2 separate regions of the Homo sapiens genome follow, and region 2 is linked to region 1. A link is a loop called in an ENCODE intact Hi-C map of the cell type or tissue named here. Cell type or tissue: left ventricle myocardium inferior. All regions are shown on one strand. Each heading gives the region's core, and the rest is flanking DNA. Links, peaks and the distances in the headings are about the cores only.

Evidence for each region. A loop is a pair of places that touch in the nucleus more often than their neighbours do. Peaks named below come from ENCODE experiments on the same cell type or tissue, not always from the same donor. Only the 100,000 strongest peaks of a DNase experiment are listed, where the experiment ranks them.
Region 2: a loop joins it to region 1, with 2.2 times the contacts of the local background. A loop is called at or near these places in 73 of 110 quality-filtered maps.

What each region holds. Positions count from the first base shown.
Region 1 is chr1:115,682,734-115,698,916 of GRCh38, reverse strand. It overlaps VANGL1 (VANGL planar cell polarity protein 1), which reads right to left. Exons shown (of 8, transcript NM_138959.3): 6 at 14,841-14,973; 7 at 13,390-13,624; 8 at 696-7,798. The coding sequence ends at 7,538. Among named protein-coding and RNA genes, the nearest start is that of VANGL1, 49 kb to the right of the region's middle. RefSeq lists an enhancer at 2,206-2,705. In left ventricle myocardium inferior, for the core only: no CTCF peak of the experiment used is centred there; a DNase peak (open chromatin) is centred at 6,496.
Region 2 is chr1:115,607,514-115,623,696 of GRCh38, reverse strand. It overlaps LOC124900438 (small nucleolar RNA SNORA42/SNORA80 family), which reads left to right and starts at 1,692; the gene lies at 1,692-1,825. In left ventricle myocardium inferior, for the core only: no CTCF peak of the experiment used is centred there; no DNase peak of the experiment used is centred there.

The DNA of each region.
Region 1 (16,183 bases), core at 3,401-11,400:
ACAAATATCCAAATGATAGCACAAAGTGTATTAGCAGGGTTTACTTATGTAGATATAAATTGTGTACATTTTGCTTAATGGCCCAAAGAAACAGCTTATCAATAATCTAACCAATGAATATCTTTGAGTCAATTGCTTTCTCTAATTTCTGTCCATGCAATAGCTAAGAATTTGATTGTGTGCTGTCAAAATTCTACCACTGAGGTTAGCGGAAAACAGGCTTCATATTTCTTTGCAAATAATCAAATTTCCTTTAAATAGACCTATCTAAAATCAGTTGATAATTTAACTTGAATTCCCAAGCCACTCAGGAAAATAATCCAATATTCACCTCCCACATCAACCCAAAGTCTGTTACTTTTCTGTCTTCTTATTTGACTCAAATACCTTTCCACTTGCTGGTTTACTCAAAAGATCTGTTTCATCTCCATGTTTTAGAGCCTGAGGATTTCATTTTTAGTTATCTATTCAAAACATTTTCTTCACTGTAAAATGATTGACAACTAGTAGTTTTTGTTACAATGGTAATTCTACTTTCCCAATCCATCACAATTGTCTTGGTTTTTATAGAAATATGACAGGTTGTCTTGAAATTCTGAAGGTCTCAAAATTATGCGAGAGTGAAAAATGTCCCTGAAAAAGTAAGCAACTTTTTAGATTGAAATAATCACATGAAGAAAAGAAACAAGACACAATTTGATATTTCAGTTTATTTTCCAAGTTTACAGTATAAAAAATGTGATGTGTAAAACATTTTACAGTTAATTGGGATGAGGGGGGGATTATACTGGAGGACCCAAAAAGGAACAAAATAACTTGGGTGACAGGTACACTATTCCATCAGAGACACTAACTCTGTTACTGACATCACAATGAGAAGAAGTTTCATAGCATAAACCTTATGAATGTAAGTAAATGGACCTGTACAGATGGTTGCTGGTAGTGTCATTCATTCATTTACATGCTTGCAAATGTGTCAAAAGAGCCCACTACCCAGTTTATGCAGGAACTCACTCAGGCCTTGTCATACACATATGGTGACCATGAGCAGAGGCTGGTTGGCAAAACTGCCCCTCCTGGTTACAATGTACAGTATTAACTAATCAGAAAGAACAAAAAAGGTCCCTGACCACATTTTTACACAAACCGTTATGACTCTGTCAGGTAAAGACAGGTGGTTTCATCTCTGAACTTTCTAAATTGGTGCTGGACTTGAAATCAGGAAATGTAAAGTCCTTCTAACCAAAGCAATTATCAAATAATCTCCTCTCAAATAAGACCTGCCTGGCCCAGGCCTCTCTGGTTCTCTCAGTAGCATTTCTGTTGAGGAAGGGGTCATCTATAATGTGAGTTAAATCACTGAGCCAGTATCTGCCCCCACCCTCATCTTTGCTGGCATCCTGCACTCTATGCAATAGTTATGGCCATAAATGACTGTTGGAAATCAAATTTGGCTAATCACGCCATAACTTAGGGGTCCCAGAGGAGTTTGCCATTTAATTAAAGCCTACCGTAAACTATTATAAAAATAAATTATTGCCATAGTTTAGATTTTTGTATGTTCCCTTTTTAAAGAATGATGATGAAAAGTAAGCGAATGTTCCATTACCTCTATAACTGAGAGGTGCTGGTAAATGAAAAACAACTGTTTCATCTTTCTACAAGGCCCCTAGAACGGCAATGATGTGCAACTGTCTAAATTCCCTACAACTTCAGTTGAACTAAACTTGTCACCTGCAGATCAGATGCCCAAGTCCCATCACTAACTCCCTGAGCAACAAGTCTCTGGTCCCCACAGATGAAGCTTTCTTAGGCTGAAGGCTTTTTAGAATTAAACACTCCTAAATGATGAGCAACTTCACAACAAAAGGCCATGTCTACAAGTGAAAGCTCAGATAAAGATAAGCACATACAAAACCAAACAACTGTACATTCAAATAATGCTTCCCAAATACCATTTCAGTGCCAAAAGAAGTGCCAAAGACACTTTTAAGATAAAAGCCTGGGGTTTGTCACCTTTGTCCCCAAAGCTTAAAGTAAGTGTCTTTCTTCCACTATGACAAGGACAAAACGCTGATGTTTGTAAGCTGAGAGAGACATAAATGGTAGAGTCTTGGTGCCATATTGAAAGAAACTTTTCACAGTGCTGCACCTGGCTTTAGGAATCTGCTCTTTTGTTGGAGAGACTAAAACAACCCACTAAAGAGGCTTATTTCATAGACAAAACAAATTGGGTTATCTACGTAGAAACGGAACAGGACCTGGGAAAACGGGACTTATAGAGCCCTGAAATTTAATTTTATTCTGAAGTTTTACATTTCTAATCCATCGCATCTTAATTCCTAATGAGATGTCACATGGAGAGATGTGAGCACCATCTTCCCTTTACTGTCTTCCATTGAAAGCAAACAGCAGGGCAGAAAACTATGGTTTATGCACAACTGAATCAAAACTTACTACATATGGGAACAGAGAAAAATGGTTTTCTGAGTCCTGTTTTACGTCTGCTCTGTCAAAAGTCTTGGGGGCAAGTGTGAGAAAGACGGTGGGATGCAAACTGCTTGCTGAGAACACCTACGTCAAGGAGGCCAGGCCAGGGACTCCGGCTTGAGATCCCCACAGGATGGGGCTGTGGACAGCCCCTCTCACTCCAACCAGGGAAGAAGTTTGGGGCATAATGTTGCCATGGCACCAGAGAGAGGCCAGGTCAAGCCCCTGCCTGCCTCCCTGCACCCAAGGCCCAAGGCACGCATCTTGCCCAAGCCAGCAGAGTGGGAGCAGAAGGTGGGGCCAGGCAAAAGCAAAGGGGGGCTGCCAGAACAACAGCATCCCTGTCTTGCAGCAGGTGTTAACACTGAAAGGCTGGGTTTTCCAGAAGGGATTCTCAAGTTCTTTCCATCAAATATCCTAAGATATTTGCTAGCATAGTGGAGAAGCTTTCCAAGGGACAAGGTGTAAATCCAAAGTGAAAGAAGAGATCCTGCCTCCCAATGAACTCTCACCCCAGGTTCTAGTTCAAGGATGTGTCTCTAGGTCCTTCCTCAACATCCAGAAGTGCCGAATCATTTAGACCATACTTCAAGGTACAGTGGACTGAGGGGTTAGAATCAAACATCTAGTTTGAAATTCTGTTAACCAGACATGAGACCTTGGACAAGCCCCTTCCTCTCTGACCTTCCGTTTTTCACCCGAAAAACCAAGATGACTCCTATCTTGAAAGAATGTGGGGATAACAAGGCTGGGTGGAACACGGACTGTGACATACATTACCTGATAAATGTGTTAGTAGCCTTTCCTTTCTTTGACCAAAACATGTTTTGTCAAAATGTGATCCAAAACTGAATTTTCTGAGCATACACTTGGTTAAAGCTCAATGCAGTTATTTCAACAGTGTCTAAACTATCTCATTTCGCTACTGCACTGAATACCAATCAAGAACGGTGGGCAGAAGAGCAATTCTTATTTTATTTATAATGAAATACGACCACAAGGTTACATAGTAGTAAATTCACAGTAGTGATTTTTTTGTTTTTCAGTAACAAATCCGTAAATCACAAACACTACCCAGAAATACTTAAATCACTTTACAATCGCAGGGTCTCTGCTGCAGGACTATTTAAATAAATATGCTAACATTTCTGTGCTACTGTAAGTAACCTATCACTTTTTAAAAATAAAGCCCAATTTTTAAGTTACCTTAAGAAATATCTAGTAAGGCTTCCAGGGTAGTGAAGTTTGAGCAGTAATTTTCTTAGAGCTTGACCTTTGTTTGTTTGTTTCTTGCTGTTTTCAGAGTCCTAAAGCAAGAAAGAGTTTAATGGACTTGCCTGCAGGACAGCAGGCTCCCCAGAAGACAGTGCTGTGCTAAAGCCATTTACTCTAGCGGGAGAAGCCAGTGTCAGTGAGGGAAAGGAATAAAGCAGGGGAGGGAAAAGTCACTGGTTTAGAGCGACCTCTCAAAACACAGGGTTATTAAGTCATCTCTCAAACACAGGGGACTGCAGAAACACAGACACCCTCACACACTCAGCTATATACACAATGACACGTATCTGCTGAGCTACACACCTGCTACAGATAACACAGATGTTAAGATGTCTGACATATAAATGTGCTATCCGTCTGGTAATACACTCAGAGAAATGCTCACATATATGGAAATAAAAACGCACAAACAAATATGCATCCCCACTTAGGGATACTTACACAGCAGGACCCAGATTGGAAGGTAAACCAAGGACTCACTTTTGTTGGTTTCACTGAGTGGCTGGAGCACTCACTCAGTACGTAGGTTGGAGTGGCAAGGTAATCAATTTCTGTCAGTCCAATATGCTGGTAGCATCCCACAGAGCTACAGCCCTTAGGTAAATACATGCACTCGAAAGTGATTATGAGGCAAAATGAGAGAGAAATCTACCACCAACTACTGTAGAGAGGGCAGGGGTGAGCACTTTATCCCTATCCAACACACACCTGCACAGCTAGTCTCTCCATTAAAAAAGGAGTCCCAAGCCCCAGGCAATGAACTACAACACAGCAAACACACCAGGTCACCTGCCTCTTACCATTTGCTGTAAAGAACTTGTCTTCCATGTAGATGTCAAAAGGCAAGAACAGAGGCGGGGGAAGGGAGGTGATGATAGTTGGGCAAAAATTTGGTGGTCAAGTATTTTCTCTAGGGCTTACTTTATGAATTTTAGCCAAAGTATTACAGATTTGACTTAACATTTTGATAATGCAAAGGATGGATGAACTATATAGCTTTAAAATCCTCTCTGAGAATGCATACAGAACTTTTTAACATTCAGTTCATGGACTATAAAAACTGTCCTATCTTCAAAAGTACATATTTAAGAACAAATTATCTACCAGTTAAAACATCACCAGGGAAGAGAGCAATCTCAGATATAGACTCCTCATTAAGTTCTTTAACACTCAATGCTCTAATTTTAATAACGTAGGATGAAAATTATAAAAAATCTATAAACATATAAGGCAAATGAAATCCTGTCTACTATAATGTGAACATACATTCTACCAGCCTTAGGGCGAAGTTTACCCCCTTTTAAAAAGAATAGCCTACCAGTTCCAAGAATTGAAATAAAAATGCATTGTGTTCAATTGTGGGATGCAGCTTTCTGAAACCTTAAATCTTTTAAATGTCATTTACATTGTTCCCACTGCAAAAGTAACTCAAGCTATAAAGAGGTTGAAAGTGCAAAGGCTTTACAAAGATCCTGCATTTTATTTTGTTATTCTTTCAAAAAGAACTCAATACAAAGTCAATATAAAAAAATCAATACTCAATTTAAAACAGAAACAGTAATTTCTGAATGTCTAACATTCTCCTATGCAAAGACTGGGAGAAAGAGGAAGGGGGAGAGAGAAAATAAATTCTTTAATTTAAACCTTTCTTCACCCTGCTGGGAATGCACATGCCAGAGCAAATGAATCCAGCTTAACCCCTTCTGGACTGGTCATTGAAGATAGGGTTGGAAGAACAGTATTTTAGAATGGTGATGAACAGTGTCATTATTAACTATATGTACATACACTTATGGCACTTGGAACTGCACTGTATCCATGACGTAGCAACCTCTGACACAGCCCGTCTCACACTTGCCATCTCTTACCCCATTTCCCAAAATATTTCCTGAGAAAGATATTGTAAGGAACTTCCAGTTTGAAGGGATCTAACGGCAAAAACTAAGAACAAAAGCACCATGGTTCCATGGTATGTGTTTTTTATAAACAGAAACACATAGTTGAATAGTACATCTTGGCTCCACGCCACACCTATGGGTTCCCCCTTCCTTCTTCTCCAGCATGTCTTTTCAAGCTGAAGGCTAGTAATTGAAGAATGTTGTTTACTTTTTCAGGTACAGGTGTATTACAAAGATCCAAAGCCAATTTTGATTTTTACAATGACACAAAATACTGTACCACTTGTGGAGTGTATGAAGCAGTAAGGGAGTAAGGGGGTGTGCACACATACAAAGAGCATTCGACAATGTCATCCTGTACTACAGCAAGATGGCTGATTACCGAAATACTGGAAAAAGCAAGAGTGAACACTTTTAAAAGGTTTGTTGCAGATACAGGAAGGCAAATGGAGGCAAAGGCAGCCCAGTGCAAGAGGTCCGGATGGGGCTCCTGAAGGAGCTCCCCTGCAGCAGGGCTCCGCCAGGATGGCTCCTCTGCCCACAACCCAGTCAGTGTCTGCTCCCCCAGGGCCAGGGGAAAGCCCACTGAAATCAGCTGTGTTTAACAGACAGACCACAGATGAATCTTTCTGGACAAGATGGGCTCCCTACTCTCCCTTCCCCAAACTCTGTAGAGTGTCCATTTTCCTTCTCCCCACTTTATCAGCAACTAAGAGTGGGAGCAAAACCAGCCTCTTTCCTGGTCCTAAGTGGCAGAGGCGATGAGTTGCACAGTGACGGTGGTCAGAAAACACAGGGACTGGACAGCAGCAGTTGCCAGCGTGGTTGGCATGGTTTGGTCTCCTTTGGCAGGGCAGCTTGCTCTAAGCTTGGGAAGAACTTACGTCCCCAGGAAATTAAGTGGCTCCAAGTTGCACCTGCCAATCCCAGAGTCACAGTGTTAGTCTCCCCTGGTTGGTGTAGAACAGTGGGGAGGAAAACTGGGCAGTGTGGGGCTCCTGCTGCAGCCTAAAGGTGGCATTCCCACTGCCCTCTCTCCCTGTGCTTTACCTGCTGGGCACCCCACACTTCCCTATGGAAACAATGCTGGGACTGACTTGAGGCTTCACACAGAGCCGGAGGGCACACATGGAGAGCCAGGGCTGCCAGCCAGGTGGGGGCAGGATGGCATGGAGGCCAGGTGGGCAGCTGCAGGGCTGGGAAAGGGTTACCTGCTTCAAGCCAGCAGAGGGGTGGGATCAGAAACAGGGCAGGTAGGTTTTCTCTTTGGGAAAAAAACAAAATCAAATCACTTAATAGCTGTAAACGACAGTGTACATTTTTTGTTGTGATCTTTCTCTGAAGAACCTAAGGCAACAAAGAACAAAGATGAAGGCAGGTATCTCCTGAACTGCCCACGACTTTCATGGGTGATGTGATACTGGACATTAACATACACAAATACATATGTGGACGTGTCGTGACTGGTTTCCTGAAACAGAATAAAGATGTGTCCCCTGGAAGTCTACAAGTGGGCTGACCAGAAGCAACGGGGGACTTGGTACTGGACGAAAGGCAGGAATTAGTTGTAAGGCGAGGCTCCCAAGAAGCACCAGCTCCACTTTGGTTTACAGCTGTAACAGAAGCTCCAAGGAATGGCTTCTTGAGAAGTCCCATCGACAAAAGTCAGATGTCATCAGTCACTCTTTTTCAGGGTGGACAGCCCCTGCTTCCTTCCAAATAAAGTGCAGATGGTCAAAGGATACTGGTCAATCATCTGCCAGTTTCAGTCAGCAATGAAGAAGAATTTTTAAAAAAGACACCCCTCTGGCATAGATATATATCTCTCTATATATTTTTCTTTTTTTTTTAATAAAGCCACAAATATAGAACTTTTAAACGGATGTCTCAGACTGTAAGCGAAGGACAAATTTGTGAGATTTGGGGTCTATGAACTCTTCAGAGAGTATGATGAATGGAATTTTCTTCACATTGACTACGAGGCTGAAGTCCAAGCACTTAAGGACGAACACAATTCCATCCCGTAATCCATTAGTCACAGCCTCATCACTGACAAGCCTCCACTGTGTAGAGAGCCAGCGGTCCTTGTCATATTGCAGGGTGGGGCCCGCACTGAGGTACCGTTCTAGGAAGGCCTGGAAGCAGAGGAGAAAGGCCATTAGGGAAGAAACAGCCTGTTTTAAGGGCAGTACTGCCAGGCGGCTATCCACTCTCACATCTATAAAGAACTTTTTCCAAATAAACCAGCTTAGACCAGAGCCCAGCTCATCACACTCAATTCCCATCAGACCCTCACAACTGAGTCATTACTGGGGAGGGAAGACTTCTTGGACTTCCTCACTCCCCTTTACCTACTATCCACCAAGCGCAAGAATAGTGGTACCCACAGAGGGGAGGGAAAATGGGGTGGCTGGTGTCAGTGTCTGGCTGGAAGCCGTCATGGCTGCATCACTCCATTCTTAGGGTATGGTCCTACTTGATGTGTTTCTCCATGTCTTCCTCCTCCTGAACCAAAAGTTTCTCAGGGCCAGGGCTGTGTCGGGCCCAAAGGAGCAGTCAGGAAATACAAGCTGCATATACTTGCATGAATAAGAACGCATGCGCTACCATTTACTGGCAGTGATTCTGCACAAGTCATTTACACTCTCTATTAGTGGACGCAATGACACTACCTAAGTCACAGGGCTGCCGTAAGGATGAAAGTGTTAGCTCTCAAAAAGCACTCACAGCAATGCCCGACATGGTAAGCAAGCAATGGTTATTCCATGTTGGGCTAAGTGTGCACATGGCCAGTCCAGGGGATGCCCAGGCCTGATGCCCCCTTCCCTCTCCTGAGTTCTCTGCTCCAGTGGCACCTGGCTCGATGGAGTTCTGATACATGTGCTGTTCCTCCAGCTAAACACTGTCATTCAGCTCATTCTTCCCTGCCCTTCAAATCTTCTTAAGGCTCTTCTCTTGAACCTCTCAGGCAGATTAACATGTCCTCCTTCAGGCTCCTGTAATCACTGACTCTCGTGTGACCCTTTACTTTCAAAGTGATTGCTGACTTGCATGTCTGCTCCCCACACTACACTTCACTCTCTTGAAGGGCAGGAAGTATGTTTTGTTTCTTTAATTTGAATTTCCAACGTGCCTAGCACATACTAGGAGTTTGACAGCATGCGAATTAAATCAAATAAATACACTGATTTAGCCATGAGGGGAAGGAAGAATGAAATGAGCCAGTAATACAGATAGAAACATACTGGGATATATCAATCAGGTCCCAGACAGAGTCAAGAACAGATTTTGTTTTGTTGAGATAGAGTCTCACTCTGTTGCCCAGGCTGGAGTGCCGTGGCAGAATCTCGGCTCACTGCAAGCTCCGCCTCCCGGGTTCAAGTGATTCTCTTGCCTCAGCCTCCTAAGTAGCTGGGATTAGAGGCATGTGTCACCACACCTGGCTAATTTTTGTGTTTTTAGTAGAGATGGGGTTTCACCATGTTGGCCAGGCTGGTCTTGAACTCCTGGCCATTAGTGATCTGCCTGCCTGGCCTCCCAAAGTGTTGAGATTACAGGCGTGAGCCACTGCACCTGGCGAAGAACAGTTTTTAACTAGTATCCTCTTTTTTTTTTTTGAGGCAGAGTTTCACTCTTGTTACCCAGGCTGGAGTGCAATGGCACGATCTCAGCTCACTGCAACCTCCGCCTCCCGTTTCAAGCAATTCTCCTGCCTCAGTCTCCTGAGTAGCTGGGATTACAGGCATGCGCCACCACGCCTGGCTAATTTTTTTTTTGTATTTTTAGTAGAGACGGAGTTTCACCATGTGGGCCAAGCTGGTCTCGAACTCCTGACCTCAGGTGATTGACCTGCCTCAGCCTCTCAAAGTGCTGGGATTACAGGTGTGAGCCACCGCGCCCGGCCCGGTATCCTCTTTTATTCACACCCTGCTGCTACTGCCAGGTATATATTTTTTTCATCTGTGGAGCATCTATTGTAAGGCAGAAAAGTAAGGCCTTGCATACTCCCACACTTCTAATATAAATACAGCTCCTATGAATCATAAGAAAAAGAAAATAACAATTAGAGAAATGAAACTAAAACAATAATTTTATAGAATAAACATTATTGGAAAATTAACATATAAAAATTTTTCTATCACATTATTAACTAAAGAAATATAGGCTGGGCGCAGTGGCTCATGCCTGTAATCCCAGAACTTTGGGAGGTTGAAGCAGGCAGATCACGAGGTCAGGAGATTGAGACCATCCTGGCTAACACGGTGAAACCCCGTCTCTACTAAAAATACAAAAAAAATTAGCTGGGCGTGGTGGTGGGCGCCTGTAGTCCCAGTTACTCGGGAGGCTGAGGCAGGAGAATGGTGTGAACCCGGGAGGTGGAGTTTGCAGTGAGCCGAGATCGTGCCACTGCACTCCATCCTGGGTGACAGAGTGAGACTCCGTCTCAAAGAAAAAAAAAAAAAAGAAGAAATATAAATTAGAAGAATTAAAAACTAACTTCCTCCTATTAGATAGGCAATGATTTTAAAAAATAACATCCAATGCTCCCGAGTATGTGGGAAATAAAAAATCTCAGATGTTAGAGGCAAAGCATGCAAAAGTACACCCCCTAGGAGGGCAATTTGGTAGGATCTACAACTCTGACCTGGCTTTTCCTCTACTTGAAACTTAGGCTTCAGAAATACTTGTACAAATACATATGTAAAAAAGTATTCACCACAATGCTGTTTAAACCAGGGGTTGGCAAACTTTTCCATAGATGTAAATATTTTCAGCGTTTCAAGCCATATTCTGTCACAACTACTCAGCTCTGTTGGTGCAAAGTGAAAGCAGCCATAGGTGATACATAAATAACAGGGCATGGCTCTGTGCCAATAAAATCTGATTAACAAATACAACAAGCCCCTGGCTTTCACTAATGAAAACTCTTAATCCAAATGTGCATCAACAGACAATCAGTTGAATAAATCATGGTATTTGGTAGAATAAGACGTAGCTATTACCAGAAATGAGTTATATCTGTAGTTATATCTGTATGAGTAAGATCTGTATGTATTGACTTGGAAAGACAGCCAACGGATGACTTTAAGAAAAAAAAGCAAAGTTTTATATATCTATATCTCTCTACATATATATAGAGAAAGATAATATACATTGTATAGAGAGATGTAGTATGTAAATCTCTATCTATGAATGATAATATATAGGCTATCTATCTATCTATGTATATATCTATGTATCTATCTATGTATCTATCTATGTGTCTATCTATCTATCTATCTATCTATCTATCTATCTATCTATCTATCTATCTACCTAATGAATGATATATATAGGCCGGGGTGGTGGCCTGTAATACTAGCACTTTGCAAGGCTGAGGCAGGTAGATTACTTGAGCTGAGGAGTTCTAGACCAGCCTGGCCAACATGGCGAAACCCTGTCTCTACCAAAAAAATACAAAAATACAAAAATTGCCAGGCATGGTGGCGTGTGCCTGTGGTTTACACACACACACACACACACACACACACACACACACACACACACAGAGAAAGAGAGAGCAATGACCCAATTTCTGTTTTGTTTTCCCATTTCAGCTTAAAAAACATCTACATATATTTGAAAGAATATATACCAACTCCTTATCGGTAAAAACTGTTTTGGGGCAGGGGCTGAAAACTTCATTTTCCGCATGATACTTTTCTTTAATGTTTGGATTTCTATACCAAAAACAGCTATTATTTTTAATTCAGAAAAGTATAAAATTTTTAAATGAAACAAAAAGCAACCAGGAAACTTTCTAAAATCTTGTAAAAAGAAAAACAACTGTTTTGGTTCTACATGGTACAAGCCATCATTTTATACCTGCAGACATATTTTCCTCATTTGCAACCACAGTATTCACATGTTTCTGCATTCTATTTCTTGTAACTTACTATTCTAACAGATTCTTTCATGATTCAACAGGTGATACACCATAATTTATAAGCCACTGTTATGTTTTAAATTATTTCCATTGTGGAGGATTACAGATTGTTTTGCAAAACACCACCTTTGTGTATATTCATGTGTATATATGATTGTAGGAAATAGTTTTCCTAGGAGAGAGATTAGTGAATCAATACAGAAAACTTTTTGGTTTCTTACTATTTCTACATTGCTTTCCTAAGGGTAGTTATTGGTTGACAATGTAACCAGCAGGATACACATATAGTGCAACATATAAACAGAAGTCCTTATAAAAAAACAGCTACCAAATGTTACACATGTACCACATGCCAAGCTCATCTACTCTCTACCATGCGATTTACATGCCTTGTTGCCATATTCAATGTAATTCTTACACAACAACCCTGTCAGAGAGATATTATTATTATCCTCATTGATACAACAGTAAACAAGTGTAGAGGAACTGAAAGAGTTAATTCACGTGATGTGCTTAAAACAGTACCTGTCATATGAAGAGGCCAGACTAAATTGCTATTATTATTATTGGTAAAAATAATGCTATGGCTTTGTCAGGCATTTTGGGTGTTACAGAGTCAGTTTTACCAAACGGTCTTTTAGATTACAGTATTTAGCACACTTTTAGGGATATTACAAGAAACAGCCATATATCTAATAGAGGGTAGAGTAATTTGTGCACAGTCACAAAACAATTAAGTGGTGGAGCCAGGATTTGAACCCACTTCTCTGTAGAGAAGTCATTTGCTGTATCTTTACTCTAGTTTGCCTCCTTGGCCACAACTCTCTATTAGATACATGGCTGTTTCTTGTAACACTTCTTAAAGTGTCCTAAATATCATAATCTAAAAGACCACTCAGTAAAACTAATTCTGTAACACCCAAAATGCCTGATGGCATTTTTTTTTTTTTTTTTTTTGGACGGAGTCTCGCTCTGTCGCCCAGGCTGGAGTGCAGTGGTGCGATCTTGGCTCACTGCAAGCTCTGCCTCCTGGGTTCACGCCATTCTATTTTTTACCAATAAATAGAGCTATTTAGTCCATCCTCATCATATGACAGGTACTGTTTCAAGCACTTCACATGAATTAACTGTTTCAGTTCCTCTACACTTGTTTGCTGTTGTATCAATGAGGATAATAATAATATCTCTCTGACAGGGTTGTTGTGTAAGAATTACATTGAATATGGCAACAAGGCATGTAAATCGCATGGTAGAGAGTAGATGAGCTTGGCATGTGGTACACGTGTAACATTTGGTAGCTGTTTTTTATAAGGACCTCTGTTTATATGTTGCACTATATGTGTATCCTGCTCTTTCAGTTCCCAAAACATACAAATGAGATAGTTATTAGTATTATCCTAACCAATTAACAGGTTAGGAAACTGAGGCACAGAGCTATTGCCATCTGCCCAAGGTTATGCATCTAGTTGGTGGAGGAGCCAGGTTAGAATGAATCAGTTCAGCTCCAGAGTCCACAATGCACCCCTAATCACTATTCCATACTGTCTCCAATCACTATTCCATACTGTCCTCCAAGCGAAATTCTCTCCTCTGTTAGAATCCAGAGGCCTTCGAAAGGCACATTTAAAAAAACAATTGTACTAACATAACATAAAATAAGTGAGAATCACTAATTCTTATTACTTGAGTTTTAGAGATGCCTTTCGATTTTATCACTTCTAGTAACACGCTATAATTCAACTGGCCAAGCTCAGTGACAAGCCAGGATGACGGTGGCAGAGCCCGCCCGGAGCAGCGCACCTTGGGGGTCATGCCGTTGGTGATGCAGAAGGCCAGGTGCTGCAGGATGCTCTCCATGCTGTGGTAGTTCTGCTGCCGGGTGATGCGCAGGTACTTCTGGAGAGCCCTGGCCATGGAGGGGAAAATGGCCTGGGCGGCCTCCCTAGGGTCCATCACCTCCCCTGGGGCTTTCTGCTGCTCCTCAGCCTGGAGACGCTGAATGTGGATGAAGGCCTCTTCCACTGCAACCACCAGCCTAGAAGGTGATGCAACACTAAGTAATCAGGATGGTGCCTGCCACAGGGTGTGAGAACAGAATGACGCTTGTCTACCCTGCTGCGGCCCAACCTGCCAACATACCCAAGGCCCAATCACGCTGCTTGCATCCTTAGCTGTCCCTCAGAGAGTGGAGAGGGAGGAAGGGAGAAAGAAAGGCAACAGCAAAAATAACATGTGGAACAGGGGCCCCAGGGGTTGGGGGAAAGGAGCCCCAGGACTGGGAGATGAACTCTGTTCTGAATTCTGCCACCAATGAGCTTGGGAAATGCACTAGTCCTTTTTTCATCTCTGCAATGGTTAGATGAAAAGAGTTCTGAGGCCCCTCCGACTGGCTATAAAAGGCTCTGTACAGAGAGAGGTGGCTGGTGGTGCAGAAGCAGCCCTACAAAGAAGCAGAGCTGCGTGCTCCCTGGTCCAGCCACCCACACCAGCAGCCCCTGGGAAACAGGAAGAGGCACAGCACACATGATGGAATGCACCTCTGTCCCCTTCAGTGAATATGACCTGACGGTGAACACCAGCAAGGGTCCAGGGGTGCAGAACAGACCCACTCAAGTATGGGCTGGGGGCCAGGAGCATCAGCATCACGCAGGAATCTGTTAGAAATGCCATTTCTTGGGCCCAACTCCACACCTATTGGGTAGGGTCTCTGCAAGCAGGGCCCAGAACCTGCTGCCTGTATTTGAACAGCCCTCCCAGTGATATTCATACAGGCTTCAGTTTGAGAAACACTGGAGCAAGGTGCACTCCAAAGGTGTCCCAGCAGGTCATGTTTTTAAACAGAAACCTCATTCTAGTGGTAAGAAAGGAAAGATTGAAAGTCTACAAGAGGCCGGGCATGGTGGCTCATGCCTGTAATCACAGTACTTTGGGAGGCTGAGACAGGCACATCACTCGAGGTCAGGAGTTTGAGACCAGTCTGGCCAACATAGCGAAACCCCATCTCTACTAAAAATACCAAATATTAGCCGGGCGTGGTGGTGGGCGCCTGTGATCGCAGCTATTTGGGAGGCTGAGGCATGAGAATCACTGGAACCTGGGAGGCAGAGGTGACAGTGAGCCAAGATCTTGCCACTGCACTCCAGCCTGGGCAACAGAGTGAGATTCTGTCTCTAAATAAATAAATAAATAAATAAATAAAATAAAAATTTAAAAGTCTGTAAGAGGGTACTGGCATCAGGAGGGCAGTATACCTTGCTTTCCGCTTCTTTACTCGCCGTTCATGTTCGGCCTCTTCATAATACAACTCGTTGTGGCTTGAGTCCCTGCGCCGAGCAGCTGCAGCAATCATGGCCCGGGACTGGCCAGTGGCATTGTTACTGGGGCCTTTGGGGAAAGGACAGTGAAAGAATAGTGTTAATACCACGAGGGTGGGAAACAGAGCAGAAAACTAGTACCCAATCTGTCAGTGTTGTCTACCCACCCCCTATGGAACACACACACACAAATCCTAAAGGTCACTTCCCAGGAGGGTGAACTGTGCCCCGGCTCCACATTCACTATGTCCAAAGCAAGGGAGCAGAGGAATCTCCCTAAACCCCAATCTGGTCAGTGGAAATGGAAAAAGAACTCAGAAGGGCATGAAGAACGGTGGCAATTAAAATGTTGGCCAAAAACAACACATAGAGTGTGCTGAAGATGTTACCATCTGTTACATAAAGTTTCAGTTTGGCCATAAGGGCGGCTGGGACATCAAATTTCAGCAAGACAATGAGACAGAATGAGAGGGATGGGGAGACCAAGGACAGACAGACAGACAGACAAAAAAGAAAGTCAAAGGACATGAGACACTGAGTCTACAATGGAAAGCAAGCTATGCTAGAATGTCATGGCAGCCACAACTTTTCTAGGAAATACCAATGCTTGAGGGTGTGCAACGTGACCCGTTAATGAATACAGACTCAGAAGTCCTGTCCTGTCCCCTGACCACTGACCACCTTAACTTTTCAGAAACATAGGCAGATTTCAGGCTTTCTTACGGATGATCTACTTGGCTGGTGACTTGGTTTCACTAGTGGGAATCTTTCCTAAGTTTTTAGATCACAGGTGAAATTTATCAATCCTTCAGGCTTCGTGAGGGAGCTCACACCTCATATAGCCAAAAAAAAATGAACAAACAAATAACTGAAAGGATATTGCCAACAAAAACTGACACTGTATATAAATCACTTGACTTGTTGAAAATATAATCCTCTCCTAGGGTTTGCAAAGTTCTTGCCCTCACCCAACATACCCAGGAAGAAATGACACCGCATCCTGTTTCTTGCACTTAACCATGTGATACCCTGAAACATAGCTTGGACTTACCCAGCCTGGCCTCCAGCCTCCTGCCACCCACTCAACTCCGGCTCCTAGCCACGAGTAAGAAGTGCCCGCAGGTATCTCACCAGATGCCTGGACTACTGAGATTTCTAGTCTTAATGATTTAGGTAGCTTTCTGAGTTTGTGGGTAATGTGCACCAATTTTGAAAAGCAACCCTTTCCTAACAGCTTCCAATATAAGATGATCCTGGCAGAAGGCAGGAAACACACACCG
Region 2 (16,183 bases), core at 3,881-11,880, 76 kb after region 1:
GAGATGGGGTCTTGCTATGTTGCTCAGGTTGGTTCAAACTTCCCCCCGCCAGCCTCTCAAGTAGCTATGACTATAGGTATGTGCCACCATGCCCATCAGATTTCTTTCTTCTTTTCTTTCTTTTTTTATTTTAGTTGGTTTTTGAGATGCAGTTTTGCTCTTGTTGCCAAGGCTGGAGTGCAGTGGCATGTTCTTGGCTCACTGCAACCTCCACATCCCAGGTTCAAGTGATTCTCTTGCCTCAGCCTCCTGAGTAGCTGGGATTACAGGTGCCCACCAACACATCCAGTTAATTTTTTGTATTTTTAGTAGAGATGGGGTTTTACTGTGTTGGCCAGGCTGGTCTCAAATTCCTGACCTCAGGTGATCCACCCTCCTTGGCCTCCCAAAGTGCTGGGATTACAAGCGTGAGCCACCCTGCCCAGCAGATTTCTTTTTGTTGTTTCTTTATTCCTCTTTCTTTCCCTAATTAATGATCACTGTCCAATCCTCACCACCACTTTTCTACCTATCCTTTTCTTAAAAAAAAAAAAATTCCTCTGCAGCATTATTTGTTTGTTTCCTCCCCTCCCAGGTGAAAATATGAAAGACAAATAAATTGTAAGTTACAGAATAAAACAAAGTTCTTAATTTTAATTACAAATGTTTTTAAGTTTGGATCTTAATATTTTTATATTTTTAAGTTTAACAATACAGTCTTCAAACATGTACTTTGTTTTAAATGTTTTTTTAAAAAAACATGAGGGCCACAATAGACTAACAGGGCCAGATTTATTCTCCCACCTGAAATAACTATGAATTAGGACAAAATATAGGAAACAACAGGATTCCAGAAATTGGACATCAGGTAACAGAAGACCACGATTCCTGAGAGACTGAAAACAAATTAGGTATTCCCTACAGTTGTCACAGCTTGCTGTCTAGAGGGAATTTTTAGGTTGTACAGGGAGAGGAAACCCAAGTGGAGACTATTGATCTCCTTGCCTTGAAGAGGGAGGCCTAGGATCTCAGGGAGGCCAAGGAGACTAGAGTTTGCAGGACAGAGTAACAGAGATGAGAGGGCTGCAGAGAGAGAAAACCCTGGAAATCCACAGCAAATCCCCTCAAGCATTCAGCTGAGTCCTGTTGAGTGCAGATGTGTGAGGAGAGAATCCTCTGAATGGATAAGAGGGAACAGTACCTAGAACTCACACAGGAATGTAAATAGTGCCTGTTATGACCAGCCAGGCTGAAAAACCTCAGTTTGTGGAGCACTGGGTAGTGTAATCAGAAAGGTATTCCCTCAGTAGTGGGACAAAAAGCCCCCTAGTTGAAACATTGCTCAGGTTGTGCCAAACAAAGCTTAGAAGCAAGACCTGAAAGTGTCAAACTCTTTCTAATAACTCTGTATTACAGAACAAAGTTCAAGGATATTTATGAAATGCACAAATATCTGTCACCCAATAAAGCAAATTTACAATGACTGAGATCCTATAAAAATTACCAAACATATAAAGAAGTATACAGGAGAAAGTGAGCCATAACAGGGAGGACAATATATCAACTGAAACTCACAAAACTGACATAGATGATAGAAGCAGAAAAACAAAATCAAAATGGTCATCTTAAGTTGTATCTCATATATTCAGAAACTTAGGTGAAAGATTAAACATGATAAGTAGAGAAACGAAAGACATAAAACAAACCCAACAGCATGGTAGTGGGTTCATTGGGGGCCCTTCTCTGTGGGCCTCATAGCGTACCCATGCCAGTGTAAACTTGAGCCTTGAACCATTGCCCAGCCTCCTTCCCATGGGCTGTGTGTAGCGAAGGGGGTTGCACAGTGTCAAACAAGCAAAAAAATCCAAGTTGAGCTTCTAGAGATGAAAATTATAATTTCTGAAATAAAAATTACACTAGATAGGATTAACAAAAGGTAAGACATTGCAGAAAAAAAATTAATAAACTTGAGGACATAGCAATAGATACTATCCAAAATGAAACACAGAGAAGGCCAGGCACGATGGTTCACACCTGTAATCCCGCACTTTGGGAGGCTGAGGTGGGCAGATCACGAGGTCAGGAGTTCGACACCAGCCTGGCCAACATGGTTAAACCCCATTAAAAAATACAAAAATTAGCTGTCTGTGGTGGCAGGTGCCTGTAGTCCCAGCTCCTCAGGAGGCTGAGGCAGGAGAATTGCTTGAACATGGGAGGCAGAGGTTGCAGTGAGCCGAGATTGCGCCACTGCCCTCCAGCCTGGGCAACAGAGTGAGACTATGTCTCAAAAAAAAAAAAAAAGAGACATAGAAAAAAATTGAAAAGTGAGTCATGGGTATAATATACATGTACTAGGGGTTTCCCAGGAGGGGGATAGAAAAAATACATGAAGAAATAATGGCTCCCAACTTTCCAAATATCATGAAAATGATAAACTCTCAGATTCAAGAAACTCAATGAAACTTGAAGAAAATTGCTCAACAACATCAAATTGCTCAAAGCCAGTAACAAAGGGAAAAACATTTGGGGGGATGAGGGGCACAGGGAATGGAGACATTACATACAGAAGAACTAAGAGAAGAATAACAGCAAATTCATCATCAGAAACAATGCCAGCATGAAGACAATGGAGTAACTTCTTTAAAGTACTGAAAAAAAAAATGTCAGTTTAGCATTCTACACAATATACTTTTATATCCACTGAAAATATCTTTCAAAAATGAAGGCAAAGTAGATAAATTTTTAGACTTAAAAAATCTGAATGTATTAATCACCAGCAAGTTTATGCATCTTCTGCAATGTCTAATCAGTTGTTAATCCCATTCAATGTTTTTTTTTTAAATTTCAGACATTGTAATTTTTAATCCTTAAAGTAAGTTTTATTTTGGTCTCTTTTATATCATCCATGTTTTTACTTAATTTTTTGGAATAACTATTTTAATGCCTTTGACTGCTAAATTTAACATCACTATTAATTCTGTGTCATTTTCAGATTATTTATTTACCCCCTTATTTTAGTTAATATTTTCCTGCTTTTCATGTTTTGTAATTTTTTACTGGATGCTAGACATTGTTAATTTTACCTTGTGTGCTGGATATTTTTGTATTTCTATAAATGTTCTTGAGCTTTGTTCAGGGATGCAATTAAGTTACTTGGAAACAGTTAGATCCTTTCAGGTATTGCTTTTAATATATGTTAGGTGGGACCTGAGTCATATTTAGACTATGGCTCATTATTTCTAAACACTGAGGAAGATCTTTTGGAGTACTCTACCCAATGCCCCCTGAATTGTGAGGTTTTCCAGCCTGGCTGGTATGATTAGGTACTATTCCTAGTCACTGTGAATGCCGTGTACTGTTTCCTCTAATCCTTTTGGGTAGTTCTTTCCTCAGTCTCAGATTGTTTCCCCTCACCCACGCACTGATCAGTATCCTGTAGAATACTTGAGAGAGACCCTCTGCAGATCTCAGTTTTCTCCCTCTGCAGTTGTTGACTTTCTGGTACTCTCTACCGAAAACCCTAGCTACCTTAGTTTCCCTGGACTCTCAGCTCTGTCTCCTCATCAGATAGTATTCTAGGCTTTTCCTGGGTTTGCTTTCCCTGAACCAGAGCCAGGAACTCTCCCAAAGGAGTATACCTGGGCAATCATAGGTCTCACTTTGTTTGTTCTCTATCTCTCAGGAATCACTGTCTTTTGTTGACTAATGTTCAGGGTACTGAAAATAATCATTTTGCATATTTTGTCCAGTTTCTTGGTTTCTGGCAGGAGTGTAAATGTGGTCACTATTATTCTGTCTTGGTTAAAAACAGATGTCCTAGATCATTTAACATTAATTATAGATGTGGTTGGCTTTACATTACCACATTGCTATTATTTTCCTTTGTTTGATTTGTTCTTTTCCTGCCTTTGGTTGTATTAGTTATTTCTTTGATTTCATTTTATATCTATTATTAGTTCATTTAGTTATACTCCTTTTTAACTTTTTCAGTGGTTGGCCTTGGGTAGCTAATATACATTTTTTATCTTATCTTTCTTTCAATAGTATTATACCAGTTCATATGTAGTATAAGAAACAACAATATATTTACAATTTCTCCTTCCAATTATTTTGTGCTGTTTTTGTCATATAGTTTACTTTATTTTACAAACTGTACAATGCATTGTTATGCTTTTTATCTTTAGTTAGTCAAATATCTCATAATGCAATCAACAAATAGAATGTCTTTTATATTTATCTTAATGTTTACCTGTTTGTGCTCCTCCATTCCTTGATTATATTCAAGTTTCAATTTGGTTATCATATTCCTTTTACATAAAGAACTTATAACTTAACATTTCTTATAGAACCAAGTCTGCCTGAAATTAATTATCCTAGATTTTGTTTGTCTAAAAAAGTCATTATCTTACCTTCATTCTTGAGATATTTTTTTCTGGGTACAAAATTCTTGACTGAAAGGGATTTTTTCCTCAATTTTTAAAAGATATCACTTCATTTTTTTTTCTGGCTTGTATAGCTTCGTACAAGAAGGTTGTTGTATTTCTAATCTTTGTTTCTCTATATGTGTTTATTTTCTCTGGCTTCCTTCAAGATGTTCTCTTCGTCTTTGGTATTTAGCAGTTTGGCAATGATGTGTTTAGGTGTTTTAAAAGTGCATCTACTGCTTGGGGTTCTCTGTATCTCTTAGATCTGTTGTTTCATGTATTTCATTTTTTAAAAAAAAATTATTATGTCTTTAAATATTTCTTCCACTTTGTCCTCTTTCTCTTCTTCTAGGATTCAAATTACATATATGTTAGGCCATTTGATATTGCCCTATAGCTTTGAATACTTTGATCTTTTTTTTCATTCATTTATCTCTTTGTGTTTTAGTTTTAATAGTTTCTATTGACCTGCTTTCAAGTTTGCTGTTTCTTTTCTCAGCTGTGTCTACTTTACTCATCGGCTTGTGAGAGGAATTCATCCCTGATATCATGGTTTTAATTTCTAGCAGACATTTTCTCTCATTTCCATTTTTCTGCTGAAATTTCCAGTTCATGGATTTATATTTTCCCATGGAGCCTTTAACATATTGTTTAGTTAGGTTAAAATTTCTGTCTGATAGTTCCAATGTCTGGATTTCTCTGATTCTGGTTTTGTTGATTCCTTTACCTCTTGAAGGTAGGTTGTTTTCTCTTGCAATTTTGTCTGTCTTACAATTTTTTTGTTGAATGCTATACCTCATGTGTAGAAGAACAGTAGAAACTGAGGTAAATAATATTTATAACTTGTTAAGATTCATAGACCTGGCAGGAGGTTTTGCACAAACCCAGCTACCAGAGTATGAGTCTGGCAAGGTAGAAAACCCACACAAGTCTGAGAAAGCAACTTGTTACTCACCAATAGGCAGCAAGAATCAACAGAAGCCTAGGATCCATGGTGAGCCAGTCCTCCAAGGCTCAGGAAAGCTGTCCACAGCAGATGGAGTCTTATCTGCATGTGTCCCACTTTGTACCAAAGCTAAGGGACTCCAAAATCATGGCATTCTGGGTTTCACTCCCCAGGGGAAACCTGGATCACTGTGCACAAGTGTTGTAGGACATCCTGTTCTAGGAGAAATGAGGACAAAGCCCAAGCTATTCTGGACAGGTACTTCTTATCTCAGCATATTGCTTTCTCAGAACATTGTTCCAAATTGCAAGCAAGAGGAGGAAGAGCTGGGTTAACCAAGGTCATTTGGGGACCTGTCCTGCACACCTGGAAATAGAAATGCCTCTTCTATTCTTAGGCCATTAGTGTGTATGTAGGAATGGGAGATGGGAGTTGAGCTAGACTAGTCAGGAGTTGAACTGGTTTGAGCTTCAAATTCTTCTAGCAGTAGGATGCCATTACCATCTGCTTAGTGTGGGTCTGGGGTGCTAGTGAGTTTCTCCTGGTGTTTCTGCTACCCCTAAACGTTTCACTGTTCTTGAGTGCTTACACCACAGAAGGGAGTCTCTCTTACTGCTACTCCCCTGTCCTCAACAGTAGAGGTCTTGTTACTCAGTGCTAGGCTCATGGTATGGCAGGAGATTCTCTTGTCCTGGACTGGCCTCAGTCTTAGGTAGACCCTGAGCACCTGGGACTGGGGATGAGGCTTTATTGATCTTCCTGCACTCCTCATTGTGGTAGGGAAACTCTGTTTTGTATTTGTTGTTACTCCTGGGTGGAAATGGACTGCCACATCCCAGCTGTGCAGTACTATTCTTGGTGTCAGCATAGGATTCTGGACCCAAAAGGTTTCCTGCCTTCCCTAGGAGTAAAGGGCTTTTTGCTTCTACTCTTCCAGCAACAATGACTCTTTGCCCACGTCCTGGGAAATGGTTTCCTACCTTCTCCAGAGAAAGATGGGTTTTACTTTATTATTTTCCAAAAAGTCATGGTTCTAAATGGCTCACTACCTGTTCCCAAGTGGCATCATGCTTTTTTGTTTCATAGAAGAAAAGAGTCCAGAGAAGTAAGTAAGCAGGCTGTGTGCCTGTCCCCCAGCTATTCATTGCTTATACCATCCCCCTTCCCCTGCAAATGAGGAGGCTCTCGCCAGTCTCTGCCTGCCTCCAATCTTTGAGGCTCATGGAGAAGAGCTTGCCAGGGAGAACAAGCTCTCCTTGTGTCCAAAGCCCCCAGCCATTCCAAGCTGACATGCTGGTCCATCCTGGGCCCCTAAGAATTTGCTTTTTCTTACTCGCTTGTTTGGCAGCCATGTCTTTCTCCCATGCTCTGCCAAAGGAGGGACTGTATGTGTCCGATCTTGCTTTCAAGGGTCTCGTCCCTCTCTGGAATTTGGTTTACTTGGTGCCTCTCTCATGGGCTCCATAAAACCTGTAACTTTGTAGCTTATCCAGCTTTTCCTTATTGTAGAGTGGGAACCTCATTCTTTCCCACTTTCTTCATCCTGAAAGGAAGTCCCATTTTCTTATCATGGGATTCTCTCTTTGTTCTCAATGACCAGTAGAGGTGAGTTTTTCATTTTACACACAGGAAGCTAAGCTCTCAGAGAGGTCTTGTTCCTTGACTGGCAGATGATGAGGCTGGGACACCTCAGCTATAATGAAGATGGTCTTCATTAGGATGGGGGAGCAGGAAGCCATGGAGAAAGCCTGAGGTTCCTGGGAGGTGAGAAAGCATGGGAAATAGAGACCCGCCCCACCAAGAGCGCAAGGGTCATCAAGACACACACCTCTATCAGAGGCAAGAATACATCCAGCAACCAAGAATAAAAACCCTGACTGAATGGATTTCTGAAATACCCCTGATCAGGAGTGGCCCCCGACACAGAGTGAGGAAGGACTGTGAGATGACTGTGATGAGACCTTCTGCCACTAGTATGGTTTGGCTGTGTCCCCACCCAAATCTTTTCTTGAGCTGTAGCTCCCAGAATTCCCATGTGTTGTGGGAGGGACCTGGTAGGAGATAATAGAATCATGGGGGCGGTTTCCCCCACACTGTTCTTGTGGTGGTGAATAAGTCTCATGAGAGCTGATGGTTTTATAAGGGGAATCCCCTTTCACTTGGCTCTCATTTTCTCTCTTGTCTGCTGCCATGTAAGATGTGCCTTTCACCTTCTGCCATGATTGTGAGGCCTCCCCAGCCACATGGAACTGTGAGTCCATTAAACGTCTTTTTCTTTATAAATTACTCAGTCTTGGGTATGTCTTCATTAGCAGCATGAAAACAGATGAATACAGCCACAGTTCACTGCATGCAGGATCAAGGACCACCAGGCTCTACCTTCACAGCTGTGCTTTCCCCAGCACTCTCCCACCCATCCACCCCCACCATACACAGTAAAGATGCCCCAGCCTGCTAGCCATTCCTCAAACACAGGCTCCCTTTCCTGCTGTTATTACCTTCTTTGAGGTGTTTCCTTAATTGTTCTGCCCTTCTCCCACAAGGCCACCTTCTCTTGCCAGTTCTGCACGTCCAAAACTCAGGATGGGGAAGAAAACCTCTGTGCACTTGGGTGTGTCCAAGAGCGCGAGCAAGTATGTGCATCATGTGTGTGAAATAAAAGAAAGGGTGTGGGTATGAATGACAGCAAAGGTGTGAGACAGCTCAGAGGGCACAAGAGGAGAGGAGAAGCAGAAAAAATGGAATTGCTGATCTTATTACAATTTAGAACAGGCTTGGAGAGATGTGTCTCTGTCAGCACTAAAGTTTTCAGGTAAAATGCAAATGTCTAGCTCCAAGTGAGACAGAATTAGCATCGAGGGTAATCGTGACAGCACACATTGTGACAGCACACGTTGTGACAGCAGTTTGGAAAGCACTTGCTGAGGTGTCCTCTTTTGAGCCTATAACCACCCTACAAAGCGACAGAGCAAGGCTGGGTTCAAAGGAGTGTCATGTCTTGTCCAAGTCACCCGGTGAGTATGCTGTAGAGAGGAGCTCAAATCCAGGTGTTCTGAGTACAGATCCAGGGTTCTACTCATTACCTAGGTGACCACTGATGTTGTACAGGAGAGGAATGCTCCTCCAGTATGACTGTATGAAAAGGGGCATGGTGAGGCACCCTGTGCTGCAGATGGAGTGAGCAGAGAGAGGATGGAGGCACCTATGTGATACGGCTTGAAGGTTTGGGGAAGGTCTACTGCTGAATGTATGAAATTCCACCATCAAGGATTCAACACTACCATATTCTCCATACTATCTTTTAAAATGCAAACACTGTCTGGGCATGGTGGCTAACACCTGTAATCCCAGCACTTTGGGAGATCGAGGCAGGAAGATTACTTGAGCCTAGGAGTTTGAGACCAGCCTAGGCAACATAGTGAGATCCCATCCCTACCAAAAATAAAAATTACCTGGTGTAGTGGTGCGTGCATGTAGTCCTAGGTACTTGGGAGGCTGAGGCAGGAGGATGGCTTGAGTCCAGAAGGTTGAGGCTGCAGTGAGCTGTGACCAGGCCAGTGCACTCCAGCCTGGGTAACAAAAGAAAAGAAAGTAAAAATAAATAAAATGCAAATATTTTTAGGAAGAATAATGTGTTTTATTCCGTTGGTTTGGCTTTATATTACAATAAATAATAGAATAATTCCTGCAATGCCTTCTTCTATTTTAAAAAATGGATAAACAATTGAATCAGAACTGATTTCAAATCCTGACTCTACCAGTTATCAGCAATGAGCACTGTGAACCTTTTATTTGTAGTTTTGAATCGTTCTGATTATTCACTTCCTCATCAGAAAAATGTGATATTCATCTTACAAATTTGTTGTGAGGGTGAAATAAAATAATGAACATAAAATGCTTCCCACAGTGTCTGCCACAGAATCACTCCTTTGTTCATTCACCAGATGTTTATTGCGCATCTAGTAAGTGCCAGGTGCTGTTCTACATGCTGGGAAATGTTCAGCAGTAAACAAAGCAAATTCCCTGCCATCATGGCGTTCATGTTCTAGAGCAAAGTGATAGAAAATAAATAAGTAAGCCAACAAGTAAATATAAAATGTGTCAGATGGTGAATGGTTTGGAGAACAATAAAGCAAAGGGAAAGGGAGTGAGGGGAAGATGGGCCACTATTACAATGTTCTATGGGGCGTCAAGAAGACCTCTTCCATGAGATGAGGTTGGAGCGGAGCCTGAAGGAAGCAAGGGGGTGAGCCTTAGACATCTGGGGAGAGAGTTGCAGAAGAGGGAAGACTCACACAAAGGTCTTGAGTCTGTACCTTGCTTGGCAAGTTTGAGGAACAGCATGAAGGTCAGGGCAGTGGAGCAGAGTGAGTGAGTGGGGAGTGGTAGGAGATGAGGTGGAGGCTGAGGGTGGGAGGCAGCCCCAGAGGATGCTATGTGTCATGCAGGACTTGTAGGCCATGGTAAGAACCACAGCTTTTGCCTGACACGGGAGCCACAGAAGCATTATGAGAGGGGAGAGACCTGGTCCTCCTTCCACCCCAGGTGCTATGTGGGGTATTGACTGCAGGGAGCGGGGAGATGCAAGGAAGCGGGGAGAAGCAGGGAGCGGGAAGAAGCAAGAAAGCCATTTAGGAAGCGATTGCAATATAAGGAAAGGATGCTGTGGCCTCTGTCATAACAGATCAGGCTCCACATAGAAAGTGGAGCTGAAGGATATGCTGACGGCTAGAAAATGGTGTGTGAGAGAAAGACAAGGATGATTAAGTTGTTTGGCTTGAGAGGCTGGAAGGAGAGACTTGCCATTTACTGAAATAAGGAAGACTATGGGAGGAGCAAGTTTGGAGAGGAGAAGAGATTCGGGTTAGTTTTAGGCATGTGAGGTTTGATACCCAAGAGGAACAGTCAAGTAGACAGATGGATATGTAAGTCTGGCATGCAGGGGAGAGGTCTGGAAATAAAAAATAGACACAGTGAGGCAGGGCAGTATCTGGGGGACCGTTCATTCTTTTTCACATGTAGGTATGGTTTTAGGAGCGGGTAGAGAAGATCCTAGAAATGAAATGCCAGGCTCTAAATAGGCTCCAGCTTTTCACATCAGGCTCCACCCCTTCCTACTGTGCCCTTTTGCAGGTGATTCTCCTATTTTGAGTTCATTTTCCTGTCCACAGAGAAGGGGTTGGACAAGAAAACCTAAGGTCTGGCACACTATGGCTTTGTGGATATCTTATGAAGATTAGATACATTTAGAAGAAGTAGCGCCTCAAACTAGCAATTATTTGTGTGGGTTCATCTCTTAAGCATCTACCTAAGGAAGCAGGGGAAAGATCCTAAGGGTTAGAACTCACAAAGGCAAGCATTAAAGAGGAGGGGTGAGCGCACACCTGGAAGGACATGGGACATGCTCTTCAGAGTGGAGGGGAGAAGAAGGTGGGCTTTATAGAGCTGCCCAGGGCTGCTCTGAAAGTCAATATCCCAGCCTTGCCCTGTAGGGGCCTGGCTGTCCCAGCAACTCTAGAACCTGTTCATTTTGTAGCTCAAACCCAAAAGCTCCATCTTCCTAAGAGAATTCCCTGCCTTTCCTAAAGGGACTGTCTCCCTACCTGAAAGCCCATCACACCTTCAACTAGGGGCTGCTAGAGTGTCTTCGTCCATTTTTTGTTGCTTTTAACAGAACACTTGAAACTGGGTAATTTATAAAGAAAAGGAATTTATTTCTTACATTTCTGGAGGCTGGGAAGTCCAAGGGCATGACCTGGCATCTGATAAGGGACTCTTTAGAGTCTAGAGGTGGTGCAGAGTATTACATGGCAAGAGATCTCTCTTCTACTTTTTATAAAGCCGCCAGTCCCACTCCTATGATAACTCATTAATTCATTAACTCTTTAATCCATTAATCAGTGAATAGACTAATCCATTCATGAGAGCAGAGCCCTCATGACCCAGTCATCTCTCAAAATTCCCACCTTCCAATATGGTACATTGGTGATTGAGTTTGCAGTACATGGAATTTGGGGAACACACTCAAAGCATAATAGGGAGGGATTCAGTTATAGGGGAGTGTATTGTAGACAGTGGAGACTGAAGCCTAGACATCCGGACAGACCAGCAAGACAGCAGTAGGATGAGGTTGTTAACTGGGCCTGTGCAGGCTCATCCCTGGTGGCCAAGTTTTGGGTCCATGTAAGAATACATATTCTCAGCCTCCCAAAAGGCAGACGGGAAGGTGGAGGAACGAGGAAGAAATGGAGCCAGGAGGAGGGTATCAGTGACTGCACCTCAGATGAACAGGGAAGGGAGAAGTGAAGAATTTGTTGCTAACCTACATGATGTGCCAACATAATTTATGAGGTGTACGTGTTCATGCATGAGTTTCAACCATGGCTAACTGAAATGAAAGAGCTTTGTTCCCAAAAGATTCATTTATGACAATGTTACACTACCCTAGCCGTCCTTGGCTGACCATAAAAGGACTTGTTTTTGAACCAAGAGTCAAATTTTAGAAATAAAAAAGCCTGCCATGGAGGCTTGTTCATCTAAATGGGAAGAAGCACTCTAAAGGGGTGTGCTGGCATGGGATTTTCCTTTAGGTGTTTGGTGCACAAGAGAGGTTAGACACTACGAATTGGGGATGTGTAAACTTGCCAGCCCATGGCTATGAATGAGGCCTCATTAGCTTACATGATCACCCCATCTGGGTGCATCAGCACGGCATTGTAGAAACATGACATTGTAGAAAAAGTGAGCAATAAGACAGGTAGGCAAGTAATAGAGAGACAGGGCGCAGATACTGCATCTGTCACACCAGGCAGTAAAATTGCCATCTTTTTAACCTGCATCTTGGATTGGATCACTCTGCGGAGATTGCGATTTTTTTCCCTAGCTTAGGGGAGTGATTTATAACCCTGGATGGGTACACAAATAAGTATAGAGATAATGAAAAAGTGGATGTGGATTTCTTCTGAGTGGGCTGCATTATATGGGATTTGTAATAAGTTTCGAAATCGTTAAAATTTCATTGCTCTGCTTTGTATATGCTTTGTTTGCTTTCCTGTTTTCATAATGTTTGAAATGGGTAAGAGAATCTGATTTACCACATTACAAGATTGATTTATTAATTTGCAAAAATAGCGTAATTGCTGAGAATAATTTTGCTCGTTAAGTCTGCCACAACAGGGGTTTCATTTGCCTGGAAAAATCTGATATGTTAAATTTGTGGTTGTGGTTGTAGTTGTAAATGTCTAAGAAAATATGATTTTTTTTAAGAAGTGAAGTCAGTGTTTAAGAAGGATTTAAACCATTAAATTTAAGTTAGTTGAACACTGATCAAAGAGCCAGTATCAATGATTTTAAAATTATTTTTATTGATAAATCTGCAAATAGAACAAGAAAATTTGTAGGTTTAACTTAAGGGTTTAAGATAATCTAGGTTTTAAAATAAAAACTTTAATATATTGCATATTACCCTTTAAAAATGAACTAAAATTGGTATTTTCCAGGTACAAAAGCCTTTTTTCTCTGTATGAAAAAAAGAAAAGAAAAAAATTATAACTGCATCTTATTGGCCTTTTGTAGAGTTGCTCTAGGTCCTGCCCAACACTGGTTGTTATTGCTGTTATTAATTTCCGCCAACCATATGAGTCAAAAATGACATTTCTTTATTGCTTATTACATTGCTATGACTACAGTGAGGTTGAACAACTTTTCATTTTAAACTGGACATTTCCAGTCATCTCAGAATTTGTGCTGAAGCCTCAAAACTAAAAACAGTAGATGATAAATACTACCTCATTCTAAAGAGAGGCACTGGGCCCATCTTAGGGTTTGCTGAGGGGTGGCCGAGATGATCCAGATTCCCCACCCACCTCAGGACTGTAAAGAGAAAGTAGTGAGTCCTTGAGGAAGGAAGGAGACCCTAAAAGGGAACCAATAGGAGTAGAGAACACTAGAGTTTCTCCTCCTCTCGCCAATGTGGTGGGGTTCCCTTGCTCTCAAGTTAAATTTGAGCAGCCCAAAGAATGCCAATCTTAGACATAAGGGAAGTATTTTTCTGCAAAGAGAGGTGGCTGACATTTTGCTGCCCTGGCTGGCTGTTTACTGAGGGATGGAGAGGTAGGAAAGATTCCGTGCATGCCACTGGGAGACACAGGGCTCCACTGAAAATGAAGCTTTATAACCACTATCTCATTTTGGGATCCTCGTGTCAGTGGAGCAGCAGGCAAAGAAAGAAGTTGCAGTATTGGTAGGGGTGGTTGGCCCTAGCTACCGTGAAGAGATAGGGTTTCTGCTACACAATAGAAGTGCATCTGGAACCCAGGAATATCCTTTTTATGGCCCAGCAAGCACCCCTCAGAGATTAAGGTCTGAAGCACCACACCAGGCAGGCAAACTAGACCCATTGAGGTGCCAGCTGAGGAAAAGGGACATCTGGGGGTGGTGGGGGTGGGGGCAGGATGAATATAAGTTATAGCTTGGGCACCAGTTGCAGCAGTGCACATTCTAGTTTATTTGCTACATCTGTGTGTTAAGTCTGGCTGCTGAAGGCTCTGTAACAGCTTGGACATACTGTTAGGCAGGAATCTGAAACACAAAGGGTAGTTCGTTGGGCCAGGCATGGTGGCTCATGCCTGTATAATCCCAACACTTTGGAAGGCTGAGGCAGGAGGATCGCTTGAGGTCAAGAGTTCGAGACCAGCCTGGGCAACCCAGCCGAGACCCCATCTCTACCAATTTGTTTTTTAATTCACCAGGCATGGTGGTGGGCTCCTGTAGTCCTGGTTACTTGAGAGGCTGAGGCAGGAAGGAGGATGCCACAAGCCCAGGAGTTCGAGGTTACAATGAACCATGATCACGCCATTGTATTCCACCCTGGGTGACAAAATGAAACCCTGTCTCTCTCTCTCTCCTTTTTTTTTTTTTTTTTGGTTGTATTGGACACCTCTTGAGTCTGGCCTCACATCTTCTGAACTCACCCTTTTTATGCCAGTCATTGCTGAGGTGACCAGCCAGGCACAGGAATAAGCTGACCACATCTGGCTTCCACTGCATTGCATACGTCTAGTGTTGCATACCTAGCTTGCATACTCTTCCTGGAGTTTCTCTGGCACTGCCATGTGATATGCCTACAGCCTATGCAACCATTCTGAGGCATGTGTAAACCTGGAAGTATGAGGGAGTTAACCCCCATTAGGTAATCCTTGACTGTATCAATTGAGTCTTCCAGGAAGCAGATGCTGAGAGGGAGGTAGGAGTGCAAGTGGTTTATTTGGATATAACTCTCATGAAAGGTTAAAAGAAGGTGGGCTAGAGGGAGAGAAGCAGGACTGGGTAGGAAAATTCTTCAGACCACAATGCAGTTCAGACACCTGTGAAAGAAAACAGGCAAGGACACACACAGGGTTGGGCGGGGTGAGCCTCAAATGGTGAAGCAGATCTGTCACAGTCTTAACACGGAGCTTTGGAACAACGATTGCCCATGTTGAGCAGAAATGACAAAGCCCTGGGACCCCACCAAGCTCACCCATTAACTGGTGCTGCCGCAGAAGAGCATGGCTTTGGTTCAAAAGCTGCAGCATATCCTGAAGGCACTCAGCTGAAGGCTTTCAGATAAGCGCCCTTCTTGCAGTTAATTAAGTAGCAAGTTATTTCTTGAAAGGAGATGCAAGCAGTCCACCTCCATGGCTGCACATGAACCAATGGGGGAGGGAACCAGCGGATTAAATGCTCGTCTCTGTCCCTAGAGCAGACAATGCTGCATTCTCCATGGCTCTACAGAGGGTTCCCAGCAAGACTGAGCCCTAGTTGCCTACAACAATAATTAGCGCAATAATGCACACTTGGTTTGCTTTTTCCCTCCTTCTTTTCACCTTTCCTCTAGTCCTTCATGCCTATTCCTTGAGATCACTTCTCAAAATAAATTCTCTGCATGCAAGCCTTGTTCTCAAGCTGCTTTTGTGGGAACCCAGGCTGACAGCAGGCTTTACTGGATTTTCAAATTCAACAGTGCCCTCTTCTGATGATATAATGAAGTTCAGTTTCTTTAATGAATTGTGTGTGTGTGTGTGTGTGTGTGTGTGTGTGTGTGTGTGTGTGTGTGTGACACAGAGAGAGAAAGAGAAAGGGCATGCTAGTGATTCGTGATACTGTACCTGATGACACTTAATTCAGATATTTCTTCCTTCTTTTCTTTCACTACCAAGCCTTTAAGGGATGCCTCCTTCCAAGTTACCTCGCTCTCTCCCTGAAGTTTTTATGGCTCACACACTCTCTAAGGCTCTTTGTTTTGCTCAGATTTACTTAGTCTCAAATGTATTGTCAATATTTCTCTACTAGGATGGAAGGCTCTTCTTCTGATGCTGTACTCTGGGGACTGTTTTTATTTATTTATGTATGTATGTATGTATTTATTTATTTATTTTTATTTTTTGAGACGGAGTCTTGCTCTGTCACCCAGGCTGGAGTGCAATGGTACTATCTCAGCTCACTGCAACCTCCGCCTCCTGGGTTCAAGCAATTCTCTTGCCTCAGCCTCCTGAGTAGCTGGGATTACAGGAGCGCACCACCACACCCAGCTAATTTTTGTATTTTTAGTAGAGAGAGGGTTTCACCATGCTGGCCAGGCTGGTCTCGAACTCCTGACTTCGTGATCCGCCCACCTTGGCCTCCCAAAGTGCTGGGATTACAGGCATGAGCCACCGTGCCCAGCTTCTGGGGACAGTTATTTATTTTCTGCTACTGCTTGGATCTTGTTGCACTTTTCTTACACAAAATCCCTGCTTGATTCTCCACTCCAAAGGGGGCTCTAAAGCTGGGTCTGCTCCTTGCGGAGATTTAT